Regions from separate parts of the Mus musculus genome. Here region 2 is linked to region 1. Evidence: chromatin loops called from intact Hi-C (ENCODE). Cell type or tissue: left cerebral cortex. All regions are shown on one strand. Links, peaks and the distances in the headings refer to the core of each region. The heading gives the core; the rest is flanking DNA.

The links. A loop is a pair of places that touch in the nucleus more often than their neighbours do. Peaks named below come from ENCODE experiments on the same cell type or tissue, not always from the same donor. Only the 100,000 strongest peaks of a DNase experiment are listed, where the experiment ranks them.
Region 2: it touches region 1 in a loop (2.1-fold over the local background); 2 of 42 quality-filtered maps call a loop at or near these places.

The regions. Positions count from the first base shown.
Region 1 is chr2:142,966,354-142,969,167 of GRCm38, forward strand. No RefSeq gene overlaps it. Among named protein-coding and RNA genes, the nearest start is that of Kif16bos, 65 kb to the left of the region's middle. In left cerebral cortex, for the core only: a CTCF peak has its summit at 1,116 (motif pointing left); a DNase peak (open chromatin) is centred at 1,098.
Region 2 is chr2:142,899,918-142,902,731 of GRCm38, forward strand. It overlaps Kif16b (kinesin family member 16B), which reads right to left and starts at 1,547. Exons shown (of 26, transcript NM_001081133.2): 1 at 1,408-1,547. The coding sequence starts at 1,454. In left cerebral cortex, for the core only: no CTCF peak of the experiment used is centred there; DNase peaks (open chromatin) are centred at 1,231 and 1,671; H3K4me3 peaks cover 1,614 bases; H3K27ac peaks cover 925 bases.

The sequences.
Region 1 (2,814 bases), core at 23-2,522:
AATGCCACTCAAGTCATTTTTCTTCCTTCCCTACATTGTGATGACCCTTTATCATTCTCTATTCTTATAATTAGCACTTCGAATCTTCCATCTTTTTTCTTTAGCATCCTTTGGGTGAGAATACTTTCATTTTCCATTCTTAATCAACATTCCATTGCATGCAGAGTAGCTTTTCTATTCACCAAATGGGAGACTTCTGAGTTGCTTATTTTAGGCACCTATGAACTAAGTAGGTATAAACATTCATGTAATGTTCAATATGTGGCAATACGTTTTTGTTTTTCTTAGATAATTGCCTAGAAGTGGGAAGTCTGTACCAGGTTGTAACTATGTATTTAACTTTATAATAAATGGTAAAGCTGTTCCAAAGGGCTGAATCTTTGTGCATTCTTTCCTGTGGTGTGTGATAATTTCAGTCGCTCCTCATCCATCTCTGCATTTGGCATCATTAGTTTCTTTATGCAGTCATGACAAAAGGCATTTAGTGATTTGGTACCTCTTGGTGATCATGGGCTTTAGTATATCTGTAAAGTAAACGTGCCTATGAGCTATCCACATTGAAAAGATTGCTGTGCAAATTCAATGAATTAATATATGTCAAGGACCTATGTGTTTGTTATCATCGCTACTATCTTTCTGAAGCCTGTCACCCTTCTGAGCTACTTGATGCTCACATTTTCTGGGAAACAAAGCTGAGAGGTCAGCCCATATACTCCAGGCTGAAAACCTTGAAACCTATTTTACATCTTCAGTCTCCTCAAATCATTGCACCGCAGTTATTTTTAGAAGCTATTCCATATATAATGCAATGCCCGTTCTGACTGTGCCAAAGTTCAATTTTAAAGACAGCATTTGAACTTCCGTGATTAAAGGAAGTTTTGAATTGTTATTGGATAGAGTCTCGTCTCCATCAGACAATATGCTTTTAATAGGAACACAGCTTGTGATTTATGCTATCTGGCTTTGATCTGCAGTGAAAGCTGCATTGTCAACATTAAGATGAAATTACCCTGCAATCACAAACATACAGCTCAAACTCAGCAGCACAAAAATACTTCATTTATCCTGCGCTGTGCATCTCAAGCACAAACATACACCCCCCGCGCCCTCTAGTGGCACATTTCAAAAGCTGCCTCAAGTATCACTTGAGGCCCAATTGCTACAGAAATCCAGGGAAACAAATAGCTTACACAGGAGTTGGGAGAGACATAATACTTGCTTACTATTGATTGAACAAAAAAGAGTTTGCATTTTGTTTATATAAAGTGATACTTCTGCCAAAGTATCAGTATCAGGAACATAGCCGTAGAACTTCTGTGAATTACCCTTTTTTGGCACTTTATTATTTATCAAAACAAAACAAAACAAAACAAAACAAAACAAAAAACAAACAAAAGTCTATAAGCCCTGGCAGTGATGGGTTTTGATTCAAGATGGCCTCTTGGAAGCATGAATTTCCTCTCCTCTCCTCTCCTCTCCTCTCCTCTCCTCTCCTCTCCTCTCCTCTCCTCTCCTCTCCTCTCCTCTCCTCTTCTCTCTTGCTCTTTAAGTGTTTGGAAGTTGTGGGAATGGCACTAACTGCATGCAGCAGGCGAAGAGTCCCCCTGAACTCTATCTGCCTGGCTCCTCATAGAGTGATCTCACTTGAATAGAGAGTCTTTACAGCTGAAATTGTTGAGGCCATGCTGGATGAGGTGAGCCATTGGTCCCATAGTGAGTGATGCCATTATAGATGAGTCCTGGACACAGGAGCAGAAGGTAGGGAAGCAGTCAGTGACTGACAACAGAGGCAGACCGGGGTGACACCTTTACAAAGGGCTGCTGTGCAGTATCTTCCCCTGGAGAGGTGTCTGGAATATGCACTCGCTCTCCAGAATAAACAAGCTCAGATAATGCCTTTATGTTTAGACTTCTGGCTTCTTGAACTGTGAAAGAAATGACTTTTGCTGTTTTGAACTTTAACTTTGTGAGTCATTTGTTCCAGTAACCTAGGAGTGAGCATACTCACTCCAATGCATAAGAACAATGGCTGTTCATGATTACAATTCTTTTGTTTAAGTTTATCCATAGTCCCCACAACAGCACTGAGATAGTTACTATTATCATATCCATTTTACAGGTAAGCAAAGCTGTTCCAGGAAAATTAAGTCACCCACTTAAAGGAGTGATTGGTACTTGTTTCTTAGATGTGCTTGTCATGCATGTATTCTAAGGTACCATCTATCTTAGTTTGGGTTTTATTGCTATGAGGAGACACCATGACCACGGCAACTCTTAGAAATAAAAATATTTAATTGGGGCTGGCTTACAATTTCAGAGGTTAATCCATTATCATCATGGTAGGAAGCATGGTAGCATCCATATAGCTATGGTGTTGGAGAAAGAGCTAAGAGTTCTACATCTTGATACAGCAGAAGGAACTGTGTGCCACACTGGGCATGATTTGAGCACAGAAGACCCACACTTCAATGACATACTTACTCCAGCAAGACCACACCTACTCCAACAAGGCCACATTTCCTAATAGTGCTACTCCCTATGAGCCAAGAACTCAAACACATGGGTCTATGAGGGCCATACCATATCATCCAAGGATGTTCTATGTTTTTTTCATGTCACTTCTAGTTTTAATTCCATATCACGAACAAATGTCACATATGTAAACTACATAGGTCTTAAGTGAACAATATCTTTTGAATGTAATTATAGACATGTGACAACCCTCAGATCACTTTACACATTCCTTCCCTGGTGGCATGCTTTGAAGACATTTAATATTAAAATGCTGTGGAGAACAATATAAATTCTTTATAA
Region 2 (2,814 bases), core at 12-2,511, 66 kb before region 1:
TTTAATCCCAGCACTAGGGAAGCAGAGGCAGGCAGATTTCTGAGTTTGAGGCCAGCCTGGTCTACAGAGTGAGTTTCAGGACAGCCAGGGCTACACAGAGAAACCTTGTCTCAAAAAACCAAAAACAAATAAATAAGCAAATAAATAAAACCAAACAAACAAACAAAACCTTTTATAATATAAATGCTTAAAAATAGAAACAAAACATTTAAAAGACTCCAGGGGTCTATTTATCTTGTATTGATTGGGTATGTGAAGAAACAAATATTCTCCTGAGACTCACACACACACACACACACACACACACACACTCACTCACTCACACACACAAGTCAAACTCCCTAAAAAGTTTTAGAGGTAATTTGAAAATCACACACAAAATGCACTGACTTTCAAAAGCACTGGTATTTATGGATCTACAGCATGATAATGGTTCTTCTACTTGAAGATAAAAAAAAAAAAAAAAAAATAGACTCAGGAGAGTCCAGTAAAATCTGCTGCCCTAACTGGCTGTCAGAACCAACAAACACTGACCTCCTGAAGTAGACAGCATGACTAAGGGAGAACAGCCATATGGCAAGTCAAATGTCCAAGAACTGAAACAGCAATAAACACGAACTGCTTTGTGTGCCCTACGCCCGTCAACTTGGAGGGCATTCACTTATATGCACGTCATTCTCTGGTTAAGCCCATTTAACCTTCTCAAAAGTTAACTTTCTCAAAGCTTCTTTCTGAACTGATGAGGAAGTCGCTGAAAATGGTTTTCAGTCAATGAGGAGAGGAGAGTCACGATGCAAGGCACTACTTTGTAGGAAAAATATAAGAGGTTACACACTAAGTGTGTTCTCACTTTGTGCCCCCTTAACTTGAGTCAAACACGTGCACGTACGTAACTCTCCTTTCGAGGAGTCAAAACTTTGTTGAAGTTTCCTCATCCCCCATGTAAACCTTAACTTATGAACTGCTAACTTTCTGTTTAGACGATGGGTTCACGTTCAAGGACCTGAAAATTCTCTCCAGATTAGAAGGTAACATGATTAACAGAGACTTTGGAGTTGGCACAAGTGAGCGTGTGTCTGACAGCTCGGGGAACCCCTCACACTTCCATGATCGCCCCCAAGTATTTCACTTCACCAACGTGGTTCCTTGGTGTTTTTTTTTTAAAGGGCGAGCAAGAGAGCCTCACGTTCTGGGATGGGGACTGTACATGGAAATCTCCCCGGCCTCGCGGACACTTCCCCTCAGAGTCCCCTTCAACGCGGGAGAGCTTTGCCCTTCAGGACCGCCAAGGCCACTGGCACGGCCAGGTGGGTCAGGGGTTTGTCCCTTTCAATCCAGACCGGCCTCTGAGCGGGGCTGCCCGGGGTTGGGGTGTGGCGAGGGTGGGGGGCGGGAGGCCCCACTCACCTGCGATTCATGGGCCGGACTCTCACGGCCACCTTGACCGATGCCATAGCTCATCCCGGCCCGGCCCGCGGGGGCTTCCAACAGGCCTGCGCCCCGCGGCCGCCGGCCACTCCAGCGACTGTGCCCGTGCCCGCGCCCCCGCCCACTTCCCTCTCACCCGCCCCTCGGCTAGGGCCGACCTGGAGTTGCTAGGCGGCCACACCTGCCAGGCCACTGAGCATGCCCAGAGCGGCTCCGGCCCGCGTGATCCACGCACCGGGGTTTGGCAGCTGCCTACGGCGCGAAGGGGCGGGGCCCGGAAGTCTGGGCCCCGCCTCTTCGGTGGCCACGCCCCAGCGCAGCCCCACCTCGAAGTCAATGGCAACCGGCTGTGCTGTCTCTAACTCGGAAAGTCAAACCCAGTCAGGCCCAGGACGATCACTGCATTTAGAGCATTCTCAAGGAAACCGAGGAATGGACTACCGAAAACGAGCATTGCAACCAATAACATGGTCCTGACTTTATACGGCCCGTGCTCGTCAACTCATCTGTCTTGTTGAGAAGCGAAAGGTCGTGGAGAACTCTGAGGGACTGCTCTGTTTCTTCAAAGAGTTCTAAGCATGTGTTCTGAACCACAAAATTTAGGGTACCAAGAAAACAAAGGATCGAGGATTTTTTTAGGCAGATAGAAATGTCGTTATATTGGTTGGAATCATATCTAAAGGGAGTTTTTGCATTTTGGGGACAGTTTAGCAATTTAACTTTAGTCATTGGATCAAAAGTGAGGACACCCGCTTTCTTCTTTCTTTCTTTCTTTCTTCTTCTTCTTCTTCTTCTTCTTCTTCTTCTTCTTCTTCTTCTTCTTCTTCTTCTTCTTCTTCTTCTTCTTCTTCTTCTTCTCCTTCTCCTCCTCCTCCTCCTCCTCCTCCTCCTCCTCCTCCTCCTCCTCCTCCTCCTCCTTCTCCTCCTTCTCCTCCTTCTCCTTCTCCTTCTTCTTCTTATTCTTCCCTTTTTTTTTATGAGCTAAAGCCCCTGGCATCAGTGATTTCTTACCGGGCTATCTCCCTGTAAATTCATTCAGTTAACCCTATGCCTTCACCTGTAAGTCACCTGCTGGACACAAAAACTCCAGTATCAACTATCTTCCTCCTGCCCCAGTCAGGGTCGCTCAAAACTTACAGACCAGCCTTCCTCCTGGACCCTGATCTCCTGCCTTTGCACTTGCTGATGGAGTATAAAGCAAGCCTACTGACTTGCTCCTCCTCACCCTCGAGGTCTCTAACGACCACAATGGAACATTCTGTCCTCAAGACCAGCATATCCCCGCTATTATTTCACTCCCGGGCAGATGACTTCGGTTCAAATGGTCTCTAGAAAGCTTAGATGTGATGCTGCTTAAGTCCCTGAGGGGAGCCGAAAAAGTCTCCC